Regions from separate parts of the Homo sapiens genome. Here region 1 is linked to region 2. Evidence: chromatin loops called from intact Hi-C (ENCODE). Cell type or tissue: tibial artery. All regions are shown on one strand. Each heading gives the region's core, and the rest is flanking DNA. Links, peaks and the distances in the headings are about the cores only. Region 1 overlaps LOC124904185 (a long non-coding RNA gene). Region 2 holds the start of LINC01753 (long intergenic non-protein coding RNA 1753).

Region 1 (2,500 bases), core at 1-2,500, 490 kb before region 2:
ACTCAAACTTGGAGACATGACTCACGTGCTCAAATATCTCCCTGGCTTCCCACTGCCTTACCAGTTGGGCTCTGCTTTCGTCCCCAGCCTCATGGTTTACATTCCCCTCTTGGACTCCTTATCTCGTGCCACAAGCTTCTCATCCTTCCCCTAATGCAGTGGTCCTTTTCTTCTTTTCCTACCTTTGCACGTGCTGCTACTTCTACCTTGGCAACCCCAGTCCTCTTTTCTAAACCTGGAAAACTCCTTTTCTAAAAGAACCTATCAACTGCCACCTCCTCTGAGAAGCCTTCCTTGATACTCCTAAATGAAGTTTTAGCTTCCTTCCCTGTACTTCTACAGCAATAAGGTTGTATCTCTACTCATGGCTTCATCCCCTATACTGCAGTTGTTTCTTGCCTCTTTTAGCCTGGAATCTTCTTGAGAGTAGGAACTTTAGTCTTATTTATCATTCTATCCCAGGCCAGGGCCTGACACATAGCAGGCACTGGATAAATGCTTGTGGACAGAATGGGTCCATGATAATGTCTGTTGTGCATTTGTTATGAGTTCGGTGCTGGGTGAAGCAGTAGAGAGTAGGATAATCCACGGTAGGCCATTCATGCAGCTGCCCTGGGGAGGCACTGTCCTGAGTGCTGGGGATCTCTCTCTAAAGAATGGGAGAGACAAGCCCTGGCTCACATACAGTTTCTTGCAAGAGCCGGAGAAAGGCATAGACTGGTTAATTTCAGCAGGAATCAGTGCAGTCATGGGGGAAACACAGGGTGTCAAGGGAACTCATAGCAGTGGCACCTCATCTGAGCGGAATTGGAGGTGAGGATCAAGGAGGTGACATCTAAACTGAGACCTGAAGTAGGAAGATGAGGAAGGAAAGCTAGAGCATGGCACATTTGGGGAACTGAAATTGTCAGGTTGGTGCACACAGATGGAGTGGCCTTGACTGGGGCATGAAAGTGTGGCTAGATTCGGAACAGGTGGGGGTGAGGGCAGATTGGGGGAGGCCCTCTGAGAATGATAATATGGGGGAAGTGGGAGACCAGGTGGTCCTTGCTGAGAGAGGTGAGAAAAAAACAACAGGAAAAGAAAACAAAACACAGAAGAAAGAAAGCGACTCTCATGGTGCCATCCAGTCTGAAGACATCTTGAGGGCATGAGGTCAGTGCAGACCGACATCACCAGCAGGGGCTTCTTGGAAATGCAGTTATCAAGGATGGGAGGATTTGGAAGGTGAAATCAAGAAGGGGGAGCAGTGGGTAGAGGAGGACCTGAGGGAAGGTACATGGGTAGCGCTGAGCAAACAGCATGGGAGGTCAGGAGGCCAGGCTGGCAGAGCTAAGCACACAGAAACAACCCTCTTCATCAGGTTGCCTACACTTTCCAATCCACAAAGCCCTGCAAGCACAAGCACACAGCCCAAACAGCCCTGGCAGGGCAGGGATCACCTTCCCACGTTCCAGAGGAGGCAACCAGCACAGGGAGTTATGGGAATTAGAGGAGGGAAGTCACAGGGCCATGCAGTTTGTTCTTTTGCGAGGGGTTGACCTTTCCCCAGCTTTAAAAGCCCTAAGCCAGCAGCTTTTCCAGGGGCGAACAATGCAGGCTACTCCTTGGCAGGCATTGTGGTTTCTCTCTCACCTGATTTTTTTTTTCCTGTTCCAGTTAGCATTTAAAAACACCACCAACACAGAAATCACTCTTGCCCTCCTTAAGCCCTATACCTGTGCTGTCTCGTCTCTCTGGTTCCCTGAAAGGAATTAGGCTTTCTGGGCCTTTCTGGGCCATCGGGGAAGGGAGGGAGCATTGAAAGCTCCTGGTGTGTTAGGATCATGCTAGGCATGTTGATACATGAGGTCCCATTTAGTCTTTACCGCCAGTGGCTGAGGGGATTTATAGACAAAGTCACCGAAGCTCAGAGAGATGAAGCCCTTTGCTTGAGTTCACATTCTTAGGTGGTGGATCCAATCCCAGATCTGCTTGAGTTCAAAAGAACAGAATAAACAATACAAGCCAGTAGAAAAAGCTCAGAAACCAGAGCCTCTACCTGGGGATCAGTGTTGGGTGGAGAATATTTCCGGAACGTGATATGCTCTTTCATGGGTTCATCCCTATTCACATGCTGATCTCCTTCTTGTACTTTCCAACCTCCTCTACCCACAAGTTCCTGTTCATCTTTTAAGCAATCTGAAGATGGCTTTGAGGATCTCTGCCTGTGTTAGGTGCTCCTTTTCCAACCTCCAATTTCTTTGTGTTTATCCTTAATATAGAATTTAGCACCATCTCTTATAATGGATGTTTTCCTGGGCTTGTTTCAATGGAGTACAAACTCCCAGAGGCAGGGTTTGTATGAATCTCTGAATTCTCTGCCTATGACAGCACTTGGCATACAGAAGGTGCCTCAGTAGATTCTTGTTGAATGAACGAATGGACAAATGAAGGACTGTATCTTGTCCTTAGATTCTTTTTACCACAGTTGATCTAGTAGTCCCACCCTCCATATTAG
Region 2 (16,756 bases), core at 13,450-15,949:
TTGCATGCGTGGGCACTGAGTGCAGTCCCAGCACTTTCCATGCCTCAGAATTAAGCGAGAGGCTCCAGGGAAGGAGAGGCACATGGTGCAGGTCTGAGGTGAGGCTGTGTTGGATTGGATCAGCAATAAGTCAGTCTGAGAGTACATAGAACTGTGCTTACTGGAATAAGAGAGAGATGAAGCACAGGGGATGTGAAGTGGTGTGTAAGAGATGGCTGTTACAGTCCACCCCTTGTACCCAAGATCCTCTAATGCCTTCCATGATATCCAGCTGCTATAGTGCAATATGGAGGCAAAAATGATGCCCTTACTTCATCTCTGAGAGAAGGGAGATACAAACCCAATCTTTTAGAGAGTCACATTCAAAAAGGTAGCCAGCCAAAATCCATGCAAGGTTTTATAAGAGGGGTAATGAAACAAGGTCTAGTCCCTGTTTGTATTAGTCAGGATTCTGTTAGAGGGACAGAACTAATAGGCTATATATATGTGTAAAGGGGAGTTAATATTAAGTATTAACTTACACCATCACAAGGTTCCACAATAGTCTGTCTGCAAGCTGAGGAGCAAGGAAAGCCAGTCCGAGTCCCAAAACAGAAGAACTTGGAGTCTGATGTTCGAGGGCAGGAAGCATCTAGCACGGGACAGAGATGTAAGCTGGGAGGCTAGGCCTGTCTCTCTTTTTCACTTTTTTCTGCCTGCTTTACATTCTCTCGAAGCTGATTAGATTGTGCCCACCAGATTAAGGGTGGATCTACCTTCCCCAGCCCACTGATTCAAATGTTAATCTCTTTTGGCAACACCCACACAGACAAACCCAGGATTAATACTTTGTATCCCTCAATCCAATCAAGTTGACAGTATTAACCATCACACTGTTGTTAAAGCTACACTGATGATCTCTCACTTTCTGCCCAGTAGAGTCTCTGACTTCCCTTTTGGGGTGCCTGCAGAAACACTCTCAGTCATTCTGATGTTATTTTATATGTGTACCATACATGTATTTATACTGAAAGTGTCTTTCTTATAGGCAAGCATAGAGTCAGGTCTTGCTTTTTGAATCTAGTTTGAAAATGATCCCCCTTTTAATTACAGTATTTAGGCCATTTAAATTTAATGTAATTATTGATACAGTGGGCATAAATGGTCATTTTGCTATTTATTTTCTATTTGTTTCTATTTCTTATTTCCTTTTATCTTCTTTGCTGCCTCCTCTTGGATTATTTTTTAGTATTTTACTATTCACCACTATTGGCTCAATAGTTGTATTTTTTTTGCGGTACATTGTTTAGTGGTTGCTTTAGGATTTACGATTTTCTATTTTAACCTACAACCGCCTTCAAATTATATTATGTGACTTTGTGTACTGTATAAGAATCTTACAATAGTATACTTCAATTTCCCCTTCTTATACTTCATTCTGGTATTGTCATGCATTTTACTTCTACCTATATTCCAAATTTTACAACTTAATATTATTTTTGTTTTACAAATTGATTTAAGGAGAAAAAGTCTACATTTAAGATTTCTAAGGGTCATTCCTTTTGTAGATCTGAATATCTACCTGGCCACATTTTCCTTTTTCCAAAAGAATTTTCTTTAACTTATAGTGAAGATATTCTACATATAAATTTTATACTGCTTTGTTGGTATAAATTTTTAAAGCAATAACTTTTTTTGAATAACATTTTCTTTGTTCTGTCCTAATGCTCTGTTTATGCTTCTTTTGCTTTTATGTATTTCATTTTGGGCAATTTCTACCGTTATATCTTCAAGTTAATTTTTCTTTTTCAGGAGTCAATCTGTTTATTTTCTATTTTAGTTTCATTGTATTTTTTTTCTAGAAATTCCACTTGCGCCTTATTTTTATATCTTGCATTTTTTCTTCTTATTCTGTTTATGTTTTCACTTTCTTCTTGAAAAGATGAAACATTTCAACATATTTTTGGTCTGATAGTTTTATTATTTTTGTCATTTAAGGTCTGTTTCTATTAATTTTTTCCAGATTATGGTCTATAATATCCTGTTAATTTTGTATTGAATGTCAGTGTATTAGTCAGCATTCTCTAGAGGGACAGAACTAATAGGATAGAGGTATATATAAAGGGGAGTTTATTGTGGAGAATTGACTCACACAATCACATGATGAAGTCCCACAATAGGCCATCTGCAAGCCGAGGAGCAGAGAAGCCAGTCCAAGTCCCAAAACCTCAAAATTAGGGAAGCCGACAGTGCAGCCTTTACTCTGTGGCCAAAGGCCCAAGAGCCCTGGCAAACCACTGGTGTAAGTCCAAGAGTCCAAAAGCTGAAGTACTTGGAGTCTGACGTTCAAGGGCAGCACAGCAGAAAGATGAAGACTGGAAGACTTAGCAAGTCTGTTTATTCCACTTTCTTCTGCCTGTTTTATTCCAGCTGTGCTGGCAGCTGATTAGATGTTGCCCACCCAAAACAAGGGTAGGTCTGTCTTTCTTAGTCCACTGACTCAAATGTTAATCTCCTGTAGCAACACCCTCACAGACCCAACCAAGGACCATAATTTGCATCCTTCAGTGCAATCAAATTGACACTCAATATTAACCATCATAGCCAGACATTGTGATTTTACATTGTTGGGTGCTGAGTTTTGTAGTATTCCTTTACATAGTATTGGATGTTGTTCTGGCATGCAGTAATTTGGAATCAATTGAATCCTTTTGATGTTTGCTTTTAAGCTTTGTTAAGGCATGTCAAGAGTAGCTGTAAGTCTAGAACTAGTTTAACCCCACTACCATGGTGATTGTCTTCTGGTAATTTGACCTGATGCTCTATTACAATGTCTTTCCACTTGGGTTGGTTGTCACACAAACCACTTCAGCCCTCTGAAAGCTCTGGAAATTTTTTGGTTTACTAATTTCCAATGGTTCTTTCTAGATTTGGGTTGTTTCCTTTCATGTATGCATAAATTAGTACTTAGTCAAACATCTGGAGGACCTCTCTGGAGATCTCTGAAGCATGCTCATGGTCACTCTCTCTACCTGTGTGTGTGTGTGTGTGTGTGTGTGTGTGTGTGTGTGTGTACCTCCCTCCACTCTGGTACTGTATCTATGAAGATTAGTCACCTTTTACGTCCCCAGATATGATCTACTTGATCAAGTAGACATGATCTACTTGAGTTTTCCCTACATGCTTTGCAATTCTAGGCTGTAAGTTGGGCAATCATAGAACCCACCTTGTTTGATTTCCTTCTCTTAGTCTTTTGCTGCTTGTTGTTCAATGCCTAAAACTCACTTTTTAATATATTTTTCTGGAATTAAAATTTTTTAATAGAGGATAGTAAATATGTTCCCTGTTCTTCCCTTATGTCTTGGAAAAGAAAGTCATTTACACATAAATTATACTTCAGAAAACTTTCTTTTTTAAAAAGGAAAATGATTGTTGTAAATTAATCAGACTCTAGGTGTTTGGTAGTGACAGATGCTTTTTGAGAATTCTTATTTCCTTTAATGATGCATTGAATTTTTCAGTTTCACTCCAGAACTTGGGTATGTTAAAATAAAAACTATAAGTAGACACTTGTGGTTTATATTTTTATTTGACTAATTGTCAAGGGGAAAAAGAGCTTTGGGATAAATCTGATGAGTTCAGTTTTGGATTTATGCTTGAAGTCCTGTTTAATGCCAGATGGCAATGGTCAACAATCAATTGGACCTATGGTTTCTGGTATTCAGAAGAGTTCTGAACTGCAGATAGAGATTTAAGAATCACACTTCGAGAGTGGTAGCTGAAGCTCATCAGGATGGAGTAAATATGGATAGCTGGTAAAGAAGAATCAGAGGAGAAGCAGGTGCAGACCTGGAATCCTAGCAGAAAGGCAGAGAAAGAAAGAACTTACAAAGGAGTATAATTTAGAAAAGTGTTGTTAGAACTAAATTCAATGTCGGCTTTCCCAAAGAAATTAACATCTAGATGAATAAAGAGTACTGTAACCTCATTTACTATTATTAATAACCCTGTGTGGTAGGATGTTTCCTAAGCACTTATTGTCATTTTTTATTCTCTCTTCCCTCTCTTTCTCTTCTCTCCAGTAGGAGGTAGTTATTCAGCCCTTGGATTCTGAGGATGAGATGCCTACATGAGTGGGATATTGCCTGAGATTATGACTAAGGGCCCTTCTGAATCTTGTTGATCATGAAAATTTGATAAAACACAGATTTTACAATAAAATAACAGTAAAAACCAATCAGAAAACTTTGTAAGGTGCTCTGCCACATACACTATTAAGGTCAAAATAGAAGCTCAATATTTTTTCCATGACTGTTATAAATAAATTCCTGGAAAATATTGTAAACTGGTATGGGGCTCCTCACTTATATAACTCGTTTCTGTTTAATTTCTCTCCATCTGAGGTTGAATAACTCTGAGGTTAGAATTGTATTGCTCTTTATGTGGTAAGACAGTTTAGTGTTTGAAATTATGCTTCCATTCAAGGTTTTGGCAGCTAGTGGGTTCTTCCCTTCTCTAAATAATTTAATGAATCTACAAAAAGGAATTAGATTGGTCTTTGATTTGATCACATTTCTTCCCAATAGATGTCATTTTATATAAAGACATTAACCCACAAACAAAGAAGAATTCAGTCTTCTTTGGAAGACTATAATTGGAAGATTTAGAATTATATGGGTAGAGTAAGTTCCTTCTTAAAAATATATTCATTATTGGCAGCAAAAGGAGATAGTCATTTATGGAATGGAAGAGACGGTGAGTTAACATTTGTCAATTTGCCCAGGTGTTTAAAATATGGTTTTCATTCCTTACCACTCAGTGAAATAAGACATATTATTCTCATTTTCTACATAAGAAAATGCCTCCAGGGAGTTAATAACTTGCTCAAGGCCATCAAGTCAGTCCATTGTGATTTGTCTAGTCTGGTTCATAAGTCTTTTCACTTTCTCTATGTCCTGCTGCCTTCAAAGTGCAGGAAGGCAATTTCTGCTGTATTCTGAGATGTCAGAGAGTTTGTATCATTCCAAAAGACTTAGGAATGGAGAGTGGTACAGAAAATAATTTCTACCACCATACCTAATAGATATTTTGTTTGTTTGTTAGTACTGAAGTATGTAAGTACATAGAAGAAAGTAACCTATTTTATTATATGCGCAAGAAACATGTACTTAGAAAATAACACAGGATTTTATCTCGAGGCACCTGGGTTCCAGTTCTAGATCTGACACTCACTAGCTGTGTGTCCTTGAACAAGCTACTTAATTGTCTTAAGGCTTGGTTTTCTTATTGGGAGAAATGGGGTAATAATGCCCACTTCATATTGCTTTTGTAGAAATCTGAATGTGCATCTGGCTTTAGCAATGTTCCAGAAGATTCAAAGAGGCACCTGTTGCCAGTAATTTTTATGTTTGGAGTCCAGAAACAGTTCATGAAAGGACTACCTTAAGGGAATGTCAGATCATAGCCCCTTTGAGTAATGTGAAACTCTGTTGCTGATCCAATGGGTCACAGTAAGGAAATGGAGGCAGGATCCGAAGGTGATATGACAGGTAAAAGTGACAGCCAGTAGAGAGGAGATACACAAAGGGTAATGAGGAGTGAAGTCTGGTAGAGTTTGCTGAAAGTAAAGTGGCTTGCAGCAGTTCTCACATTTATAGGAAGCCATGTGCTGGGCAAATGAATATATGAGAATCAGTATGGAGTGGGAAGCATGAGATGACATTTTAATTGCAAAAGTGTGTAGCATAGTTCCTCACTTAAATAGTCTATAAAATAAATATTAGTACTTTTCCCACATCCTTTATTGGAAGTTTAGTCCTAGAGAGATAAAGGGGTACAGATGAGGGGAGCTATGGATGTCAACAGGAAGAGTTTCACCCTTACATTGGCAACAACCTGGAGCACTACTGTATTGAGGAGGGAGCCATAACATCTGAGTGGTGCTTTGGAAAGATTGGCCTTGCCATGGTGTGAAAGATGAGACGGAGGGATTACAAGCTGAAAGATCAGTTAGGAAGCTGATGCAATAGCCTAGGTTTATGATATGAATCTGAGCTGGGGTGCCACTAGCAGAATAGAGCAGAAAGAAGGAATTTGGAAAACACAATGGAGAAAGACTAAGATTCTGAGATAAAAATTGGTTAGGGAGGAAAAAAAAGAGGTGGAAATGATTTTGAAATATTTAATCAGTGACTGGAAAAGTGGAGGAAACATGAACTGAGATAGAACTCACCATAGTGGGGTTAGGTTTCAGGGCCAGCATTGAGACTGAGGGATTGGGATTCTGAAAAGTGTTGTAGTAAAAGAGGAATTGGAAATTTAGTTGTGGACCTCAGCAAGTTAATAAAGAAGATGAGATGAATCAATATCATATAATTTTAAAATGTAGTCAGAATAGAATAAGAAGGAGATTTCTGCTTTGAACTGCTACATGTTGGGCTAGATAATACTCGAGGACTTCTATGTGCAATATAAAGGAAGAGAAAGATGCAAAAAAAATCACTGCATTTTCTGTGTACTATGTACACAGATATTGTTCTTTGCACTTCACATGCAAAACAAAATTTTACTCCCGAACAATCTATGAAGTGGGTATTATTGGTATCTCTATTTTATAGAAGAGAAACTTGAGGCACAGAGGTGATGATAAAGTTTCCTAAAGTGATATATCTACTAAATTTGAGTCTGGGTTTCAAACCAGGAAACCTGACTCCAAAGCCTCTTAATTGTCATATGATTGTTTTCCCTATGGTACATCTGTATATAACTGGGAAAATGAACACTAATGATAATTAATATATGCATGAAAGTGTTTTATAAATAATAAACATCACATATTTAAACCGCTATTCTCCCTATTTTACAGAGGAGGATGTTGAAGATCAGAAAGGATAAGTATCTTTCTGTAGGGTAAATGGTTAGTAAATAGTTGATTTAAGACTCTTTAGGCTGGCTCCAGCCACTCTGAAAGCCATTGTTTTTCCTACTAACCAGTGCTGTTCATCTGTAAAGCCTGTTTGAGTGTGTGAGTATAAACTCATTGAGGAAAGCATTTATTCAACGAACATATGAATGCCCACCAGGCTCTGACTTAGACACTGGGAACAGTGACATAAGTGATCATTCTTTGGGGCTATCAATGCTCACAGGCTAGTGTGGGAGACAGACATATTAGAAAACAACCACAACAAAATAAGGATAATTCCATATATTGAATACTCTGAGAAGGGAGGACTTTGTAGTTTGCATTTTATTCAATTCACTATATACATATTGACTGCCATTATGTTTTGAGCACTGGGCTGAGAGTTAAGGAAATAGAGAAAAATAAGACAGAATTCCTGTCTTCAGGTTGGCCACCCAAAAGTGGCAGCATTGCTGAGATTCATTTGCTTGAATTTAAATAAATGTCTAGCTATTCCATTCCAAGATATCTAAGTCCTATTTTGCTGCCAGGTTAAATTGAGAAATCTAATCTTTGCTTTTCTTGTGGATATTACACCATGTTTCCTTTCCCCTACATGTACCTAGAGACCCAAGTATCAGGTAAAATCTTTAAGTTCAAATAAGTAGTGATGGATAAAGGTGATATACTGAAGAAATGACTAAATTGAATGTGGGTAAGAAAATGATACTTCAAAAGTGGTTTCATCTTATATGAGCATTGAGCTTTGGCCAGTTTTTACACCTCAGCACCTTGACTGTATTGTATTTCTAGAAGGTAGAGAATATTAAACATTGTTAATGATTGATTGCATCTCAGCTTTCAAGTGTTACATCAAAAGGACCTTTAAAAGAAGGAATTTTATTCTTTTAAAGCATATTGACAGAACTTTTTGATTATTAAAAACTAATGCCCTGGATTTACTACATTTAATCCAAATTTGATCTGAGAGTGAAATTCCTTTTTGGCAGCATCATCAGTAATTTACTGTATTGTGGGCTTTCCCTTCTGGGGCAAAAAATATTGGCTAGGGGAGGTCTGGCTAACACATTGTAAAATAAAGCTGGCAAATGGATTATGTGGGACTTTGCCAATTCTATACCCATCTGAAGATTCCCAAGTGAACCAATACAGCTTTCCTTTACAGCTGCCCTCTGAGAACTGGTAAGCACCTCTGAGCACTCAAAAAGACCTAGGGCTGTGGAAATATACACGTGGAATGGATATTAATAGTCATCTAGCTTACCCACTCTCCTAAATCAGGAATTATTTTATTTGAAAACACCCCTGATAGAGGTTCACCCAGATTCAACTGAATTTAGTATGTTGGAAGGCTACATTTTTATTATTGGTTAGCTCTAAATGCTAAACATCTGATAAAGGTCTCTTAGACACTTCTACCCATAAACTCTAGTTACTTCGCAATGGACTTATCTACCCCCTCTTTAGCATATAGCCCTGCAGATACTTGGAAGAGTTTACTCTTATCCTTACCCAAGTCTTCTCATTTTTCTGGAAAACATAACCAGGTCTTTCAACTATACTGATTGCTCTTTTCTGGACTTTCTGTTTTATCAGAATCCTTTAAAAACTGTGAGGCCCAAACAAATATCCAAGTGTTCAGTCAATTTCAATATACTGCCTATCTGTTGAGCGTCCAGTTATAATCAGTATGATTCATCTCATGTGCCGCCTCTCCTGCCTCCAGTTAATTACCAGTATCTGCCTGGAATGCTATATTAAGGAAGATTCTAATGTTTTCTCTCAGCTCCAATGTGATCTGGGTTCTGATATTATCTCTGCGCTCTGCAGTGTGCCATGGGCACATGAGGTAGGTGCATGAGGTGGAAATAGGTTTGCCATATTGATACCTTAGGTTTAATGACTGTCTGAATGACCATGTCTCCAACTTCTCACATTCCAAATTTCAGATTTTCCTGAATACCAAATCTAAGAAGGCTTGCCACTTGTGTTTTCTCCATTTCCTTTAAGCTTACAGTATCCTATTTACTCTCTGAAAACTTCACTGTACTAATAGTTCTCTGTAGCCCTGCTATTTATATATTGGTAGACAGCAGTGGTGAAGCTTTGAAATATTCTGGCACATAGAAAAATCATATATTTGTCATAAGATGGCTTGTTGAAATAATGTTTTAAAATCAATGGGCGTCTCTGAAGGTTATAATACTAACAATGATTATAATAATAATGATGATAAAATGAGTGGAATTTCACTGTCTTGTAGTTTTTGAATAACTCTCAGATATACTATTTTCTTTGACCCTGATGACATCCTTGACATTATTATTCCCATTTTAAGCTAAGAAGCCTACCTCAGAACATTTAAATAACATTTCCAAGAACACCTAATGAGTATGTCACACGGAATCCAGGGTTTTTTGTTTTACTACGAAATCAGAAACATTTCCCAGGCACGATGGGCTTTGGAAACGTTTGTTCTTATCTTTGCCAGCTAGGCTGCCCTGCTGGTTTAGCAGTAGCTGCCTTTCTCCATTTTTGGCTACAGCTCCTGCCAGGTGCACCCTTTTCCAAGGCTACACTGCTCACGCTGTTCCAGGTATTGCCCATTCGGTACTAGAGGCAGTAATGACTTCCCCCATTGCTAGCCCCTTAGTCTTTCTCCATCCCATGTTGGTTCCCCTATCCCTGACCTTAACTGTAAACGGGCCTTTGATTAAACCCTTTTCAATTATCCCTTTGCGTGTGCCTGCCAGGGTGCTTACTGATACCACTGACCTCAGAGCACACAACATCTCTGCTTCCTTTCTCTGGTTTACAAGGCAAGCTTGGGCCTCAGTGACATTCAGACTGGCTATTAAACAGAGGCTGCCTCATGCTTTGATGGGAACAGTTACCAAGGCACAACTCAATTCTTTTAGCTGGGACTAGTCCTTTAGGAGAAATACTTTCCCAAATTCAGGACCATATTGAAGTTCTAGGGAATTCTCTACAGTTAGGATTATCAGAATTGATTTTCTCTTTTGATACTCTGCCAAGTTTGATTTATTGAATCTATTTATATTTGTGTTAAAATAGCATGTCTTTCTTTCCTCATGTTCTTGGTAAAATAAAAGTTTCAGTTATATTGTCTGTCATCTAAAGGGTTGTGTGTGTGTGTGTGTGTGTGTGTGTGTGTGTGTATTTCCCAAGAAATATATGTGGGACTATATCTTCAAAAATAAAGCTAATGGGGAGAATACAGAAAAGTCTATTTTTGAAATGATCCACCTAAACCATTTAACTGTTTAATGAATCCTAATAGCAGAAATGGAAAGTAGCCCATTAATTCCTGAGCCTTCTAAACATACAGGTCATGATGGCTGAAATGTACTATTATATTTCCTATTTCTCTAATACAAAAGTAGTGGCTTTTCTCTCTTAAGTTATTAACATATTACAATGTATCATCCAAACTTACATATAGAAAACATGTATCACTCAAGGTATCTTAAGGATCTTTTAACAGGGAATTCAGGCTTTCTAAAGTGTTCTAAGGGCTTAAAATGTGGAAAATAGCTGAGTCTTCAAAAAATGTCCCAGAATATCACAAGAATGATTCCAGCCACCACCCCCCTCCACACACACACACACACACACACACACACACACATGCACGCACACACTGGACAGCTTCTGTTTCTGCCGCAGTCCAAAATGTGGGAAATTAGGAGACAGCCACTGGAACTCTTGAGTTTAAGAACATCCCTCAGTGGTTACAGCCAAGGATCAATAAGCCAGATTAGGAGGCATCTGCTGCTGTCATCACAAATGCTCTCAACCTTCACAGATTTGGTAACTGGGAAGTGAACACTGAATCTACTCAGTGCTGTGACTTGACATGTAAGCCTGAAGTCCAGTTGCTGGGATGCCACTGCAGAAAAATTGTCCAAGTCTCAAACAGGACAATAACCTCCACCTTATTCCCATCTTAAAAATCTCAATGTGAGTGCAACCTATTCATCTGACAAAGGGCTAATATCCAGAATCTACAATGAACTCAAACAAATTTACAAGAAAAAAACAAACAACCCCATCAAAAAGTGGGCAAAGGACATGAACAGACACTTCTCAAAAGAAGACATTCATGCAACCAAAAAACACATGAAAAAATGCTCACCATCACTGGCCATCAGAGAAATGCAAATCAAAACCACAATGAGATACTATCTCACACCAGTTAGAACGGCAATCATTAAAAAGTCAGGAAACAACAAGTGCTGGAGAGGATGTGGAGAAATAGGAACACTTTTACACTGTTGGTGGGACTGTAAACTAGTTCAACCATTGTGGAAGTCAGTGTGGCGATTCCTCAGGGATCTAGAACTAGAAATACCATTTGACCCAGCCATCCCATTACTGGGTATATACCCAAAGGACTATAGATCATGCTGCTATAAAGACACATGCACACGTATGTTTATTGTGGCATTATTCACAATAGCAAAGACTTGGAACCAACCCAAATGTCCAACAATGATAGACTGGATTAAGAAAATGTGGCACATATACACCATGGAATACTATGCAGCCATAAAAAATGATGAGTTCATGTCCTTTGTAGGGACTTGGATGAAATTGGAAATCATCATTCTCAGTAAACTATCGCAAGAACAAAAAACCAAACACCGCATATTCTCACTCATAGGTGGGAATTGAACAATGAGAACACATGGACACAGGAAGGGGAACATCACACTCTGGGGACTGTTGTGGGGTGGGGGGAGGGGGGAGGGATAGCATTAGGAGATATACCTAATGCTAAATGACAAGCTAATGGGTGCAGCACACCAGCATGGCACATGTATACATATGTAACTAACCTGCACATTGTGCACATGTACCCTAAAACTTAAAGTATAATAATAATAAAATTTAAAAAAAAAAGAAAAATACTAATTGGTCTCCTGAGCCCCAGCTGCAAAAAAGCCTGGAAAAAAATGTCTTTTAACTTTATAGCTTTCTGACATGCAGGAAGGACTGATACACTAAAAGGAGGTGGGACTGAATGTAGAATACTAAGCAACACTATGCACCCCAGTTTTTCATATTTATCACGTTTGTTCTTCCCAATAACTCCCAGTTTTGTGTGGTCTGTTTGAAGAACCTGGATAATACATAACCAAAGCAAACAAATACAGTAAGTGTGATTATTTAAGTATACATTTTTTCAATGTATGTGCATTATATTAACAAACGTCTATGTTGTTAGGAGCAACCCAGTTTTTCACATTTATCACGTTTGTTCTTCCCAATAACTCCCAGTTTTGTATGGCCTATTTGAAGAACCTGGACTAATACATAACCAAAGCAAACAAATACAGTAAGTGTGATTATTTAAGTATATATTTTTTCAATGTAAATATAAGTATTTATCTCTACGCCAGTAGCAGTGCTGGAAAACTGAGTAGTAGACCTGATTCTAGTATTTATTAACTGTGTTACCTTGGTAAAATTACATAGCCAGCCTTAGCCTCAGTTTTCTCCTCTTATAAATAGTTAAATGGACAATACTAAACTGGAAGTTAGTGGGAAGACCAACGTGATAAATATGTAAGTTACCTATTGTTATGGTTCTCAAACTGTGTGGTAAGGTGTTCTTGGCACCACAAGTCATAGGGACACCTCAAGATATCCCACATTTTAAAGGAAAACACAGTGATGATTGACATTTGCAAAGTATTAGCTTGTGATCGTTTCCATTAGGTGAGTCTCAATATTAGATAATGCTTCACTCCATTTGATGATGTTACACCTTTGTGAAAATGGGTTTTTGGCAGCTACTGTGATGCCAAGCTTGTATTGTATAAAATTCAATGTGAGGGTGGCAGTGATGAATGTGATTCCAAGGTATGAGAAAATGTACAATGGCAAATGGGCCCACAAACCCCGTTAGTAAGTGTTATTGGTTGACTTGGGTCTCCCCACCTTCAAAGTCATATGTTGAAATCGTAACCCTAGTACCTCAAAATGTGACTATATTTGAAGATAAGGCCATTAGGGAGGTGGTTAAATTAAAATGAGGCCATTAGGTGGGCCCTAATCTAATCCGACTGGTGTCCTTATAAGAAGAGAAAATTTGAACACACAGAGAGACCCCAGGGATGCTCACGCACAGAGGAAAGACCATGTGGAAACACAGTGAGAAGGTGGCCATCTGCAAGCCAAGGAAAGAGGCCTCAGCAGAAATCAAAGCTGTCAACACCTTCATCTTGTACTTCTAGCCACCATAACTGTGAGAAAACAATTTTTTTTGCTGTTTAAGCCACCCAGTCTGGGATATTTTATTAACATCAAAACGAGTGATGGCTAATTTTATGAGTCAACTTGACTGGGTCATCGAGTGCACAGATACTTGACTAAATATTGTCTGAGTTTGCCTGTGAGGGTGTTTCTGAGTGAGACTGACATTTGAATTGGCGGACTGAGGAAAGCAGATTGCCCTTCTTAATGTGGGTGGGCCTTGTCCAATCTGTTGAAAGCCTGAAGAGAATAAAATGATGGGTAAAAAGAATTTATTCTCTCTCCCTAACTGTTCCCTAACTGTTTGAGCTGGCACCTTGATCTTCTCCTGCCTTTGGACTCAAGACTTGGATTAGAACTTACATCACTGGCTCTCCTAGTTCATGGACTTGGACAGGAATGATACTATCCTCTCTCCCGGGTCTGCAGCTTGCTGATTGCAGATCTTAAGTCTTGTCAGCCTCCAAAATGTGCAAGCCAATTCTTATTTTATATACATAGTCTCCTTGGAGAACCCTGACTAATACAAAGCCATAGCAAACAAATACAGTTAGTGTGGTTATTTCAGAATATATTTTTTCATATATAATATATATAATATAATATAATGCTTATTATAACAAGTTGTTTTGTACTAACTACTTAATAAACAGAATTATTAGGTATTTCTTTAAGCCTAGGCATGCCATGAAGGAATTACTGAGACACTAAGTACCATGAACTTGAGGAAGTTTAGGAATTTCAGAGCTATGATAAAACGTAACAGGTGCCAATAATGGATGTCATGATGAAGAATGGGAAAACTGTTTTCCTTTTCTAAAATGGTGTTACTTATAGTATGAGGAAATGATTGAGAAGTCTAAGGAAATGGTGTAGATGAATTTCCCCAGAAGAATCAAAAGGCACTCTCAGTTAAGGTACCCACGGCAGAATTATAGACAGTAGTGTCAATTAGCAGAAGCCTGTGGAGGAAGGCAACGTGACTGAGGCCAAGGCACCAAGAAGGGATAAAAGCAGGAGCTGCCTACACTAAAACTCTGTCCCAATCCTCAGGAAAGAATTAACTGGATTTCTCAGATACTCCACCTGTTGTTTGTATGTTTACACTTTTAGAGCCCATATTTATTACTCAAGCCGAGGCAATTACAAAAGAGAAAAAAATAATAGTTATAAGAAGGAATATAAGAGACAAGCTTATTACCTTGTGGCGGGGTAACTTCCAAATCTGCTGGAGTGGATAATGGGCACCCCTGCCGGGCTCAGGTGGAACGCAGCACTGAAACAGGTGCTGCGAGCCATCTTCCTTCACCACATCCACCTGTGGATCAGCTACATCCACCCCATACCCTCCTTTATCCAGAACATCCTGTGGCCTGACAGCCCTAGGGCCTATAGCCAATGGTGCACACCTACCACCCCCAGCTGTGCTGCCAACCCAAGCACTCCCGGGGCTCCCTGTGTGGCCAGCTCCTCTTCTCGGAGCTGATATACCCCTGGAGTCAAAGAAGGCCAAGGTCCTGGTCAGCTCTCCACTCTTCCAGGGTGGCATTAACTGCTGGGGCAGCACACGGCTGCTACAGTGGCAGGCTGGGCACTGCAGTGTGTGTTCCTTTATGTGTGTGAGCAGGCCCTGCTCTTTGTCTTCTCTGTCCCCAGTTCTCCAGGGATTTCGCAGGTGCTGCCTGAGCCCTGCCTGTCACACTCTTCCTTCTGGTTCCCAGGTTGCGGGGAGAGTGAGCAGGAGGCACGAGCTGCCAGCCAGGTCAGCAGGCCTGCTCTCTGTCACTAGCACTTGTTGCCTTGGGACCTGCCTCCTGAAGTTGTGATCACCACACTGTTAAGCTGCTATCCCTAAACCACTAGGCCTGCCCAAGAGCCTCATCCATCCTCCCTCCCAGCAGAGCTGGGATCGTCTCTTCCAGATTCTGGGAGAGAGAGGTTTGCAGAGCCTTGGCCTCTGCCCACAATACCCATTTCCAGTGGGGCGTGCTTCCAGGCCTCCTTGGCTGCTTCCCAGCACCTGACCCTGTCAGGCTTCAGTGGAGGTTCTACCCAGGATGCACTCTGCATTCCTTGAGACTCTGACCCCAAGTATCCTCTTCTTTGGGAGTTTTTCTGCAGGATACACTCCTGGGTCCCCGATGCCTTCCAGCTGTCTCAACAGAGCAATTGCCAGTGGATCTTGGGGAAAGAAGCAGCCACTGACCCCAAGCCAAGACCAAACCATCTGGCCCAGTGAGCCAGAGCCCTCCAGGAGGCCAGCACTAGTGACCCTCATGCCCTGCATTGCACTGAGTTTACTCCTTGATGGACCCTGGAGAGATGATTGCAGAAGAAGCTGCTGACAGGTCATGGGGGTGTCCCTTTGCTTGAAGTCAGCCCATATGGGGCGACCAGGGCTGCTCTGTTAGCAGCCAAGTGCCTGCCCACCCTCTGTCCTTGTGGGAACAGGGCCCTTGGCCAAGTTGTCCATCTGCCCTGGTTAGCTCTAGAGGAAATAGGTCACTTCCCAGGTGCAAGAGACAAGCCCTCCTGGGAAGGTGTGAGCAGCTGTGGGGAGGTGGTCCTAGCATTTAGCCTGCATCTGTTTGCCAGAGTCAGTAGAATCTGGGTGTGGGTGTGAGCGGAAGTGAGTGTGGGATGTGCCTGTGTGAACACCATGATCCCCAGGAGCAGGGAAGCCTGAAGATGCCCAATGGTGTCCCATGCAGTTTGTCATTTTTGAGTTGGACATCTTTGAGATGTGCTGGAGACAGAAGGAGGCTGTGCTCCCTGTCCATCTCTCAGGGGCACTTGCACTGTCTACTCCTGCCCACCAGCTCCTTTGCTGCAGGCCACAAGGACCCTTTGCACCCAGTTGGGAGAGCAGACACTGATGGGGCCTAGGAGAGTCCCCACTAGCCCAACATCCTGCAGGGATGGATCATGAATCCACCTTTTTATTTTTGCTGTGAATGTAAAGCCTCCCAGATGTTAAAGAATAAGAATTTTTAAGAAAACAAAGCCTCTATATCACTACCTATATCATGAAATTAATAATTTGGCTTCTCTAGGAAATGAAGCTGCACAATTCAGATTGGGGTCCAATATCCAAATGGGGCCTTTGCCACTGAGTCAGAAATCCTGTTGGGGATGTCTCAGTGCCTTCAAAGAGGAAATGATGCTGCTTGACCCCAGCCATAGTAAGCAGGGTGAAAGGAGATGGGACAGGGCCTTGGCAGTTTCATGTCACTGTTAGAAAATGCTGTTAAGTAACTTCATATCTTAAACTTCTAAATATATTCTGTCCAAGTGTATGTTGCAGGTAGAAAGAACTCTATTATGCATAGTGAAAAAAGTCTGAGATACAGGATACCATATACCAAACAAAGGGGGACTTGCCTTTAGGAAAGTCCTTAATGTGGACCAACACAGAGAGCCTGGACACATGTGGCATATGTTAATCTTGAAGGCATCATTAATATTTACTAATTTCTCACACTTATTGAGAGCTTTTTATGTACCAGGTACTAATTTAGAGAATTTGCACAAATCAGCTCATTTAAAAATCACAGTGAATTTAGGCCAGATGCA

What was found. A loop is a pair of places that touch in the nucleus more often than their neighbours do. Peaks named below come from ENCODE experiments on the same cell type or tissue, not always from the same donor. Only the 100,000 strongest peaks of a DNase experiment are listed, where the experiment ranks them.
Region 1: a loop joins it to region 2, with 6 times the contacts of the local background. A loop is called at or near these places in 1 of 110 quality-filtered maps.

What each region holds. Positions count from the first base shown.
Region 1 is chr1:56,431,704-56,434,203 of GRCh38, reverse strand. The region is part of intron 1 of LOC124904185 (a long non-coding RNA gene); the gene reads left to right. Among named protein-coding and RNA genes, the nearest start is that of LINC01767, 18 kb to the right of the region's middle. In tibial artery, for the core only: no CTCF peak of the experiment used is centred there; a DNase peak (open chromatin) is centred at 1,547.
Region 2 is chr1:55,936,913-55,953,668 of GRCh38, reverse strand. It overlaps LINC01753 (long intergenic non-protein coding RNA 1753), which reads left to right and starts at 8,706. Exons shown (of 3, transcript NR_147162.1): 1 at 8,706-8,753. It overlaps LINC01755 (long intergenic non-protein coding RNA 1755), which reads right to left and starts at 8,582. Exons shown (of 2, transcript NR_147161.1): 1 at 8,417-8,582; 2 at 3,550-3,836. It also overlaps the pseudogene PIGQP1. In tibial artery, for the core only: no CTCF peak of the experiment used is centred there; DNase peaks (open chromatin) are centred at 14,593 and 15,433.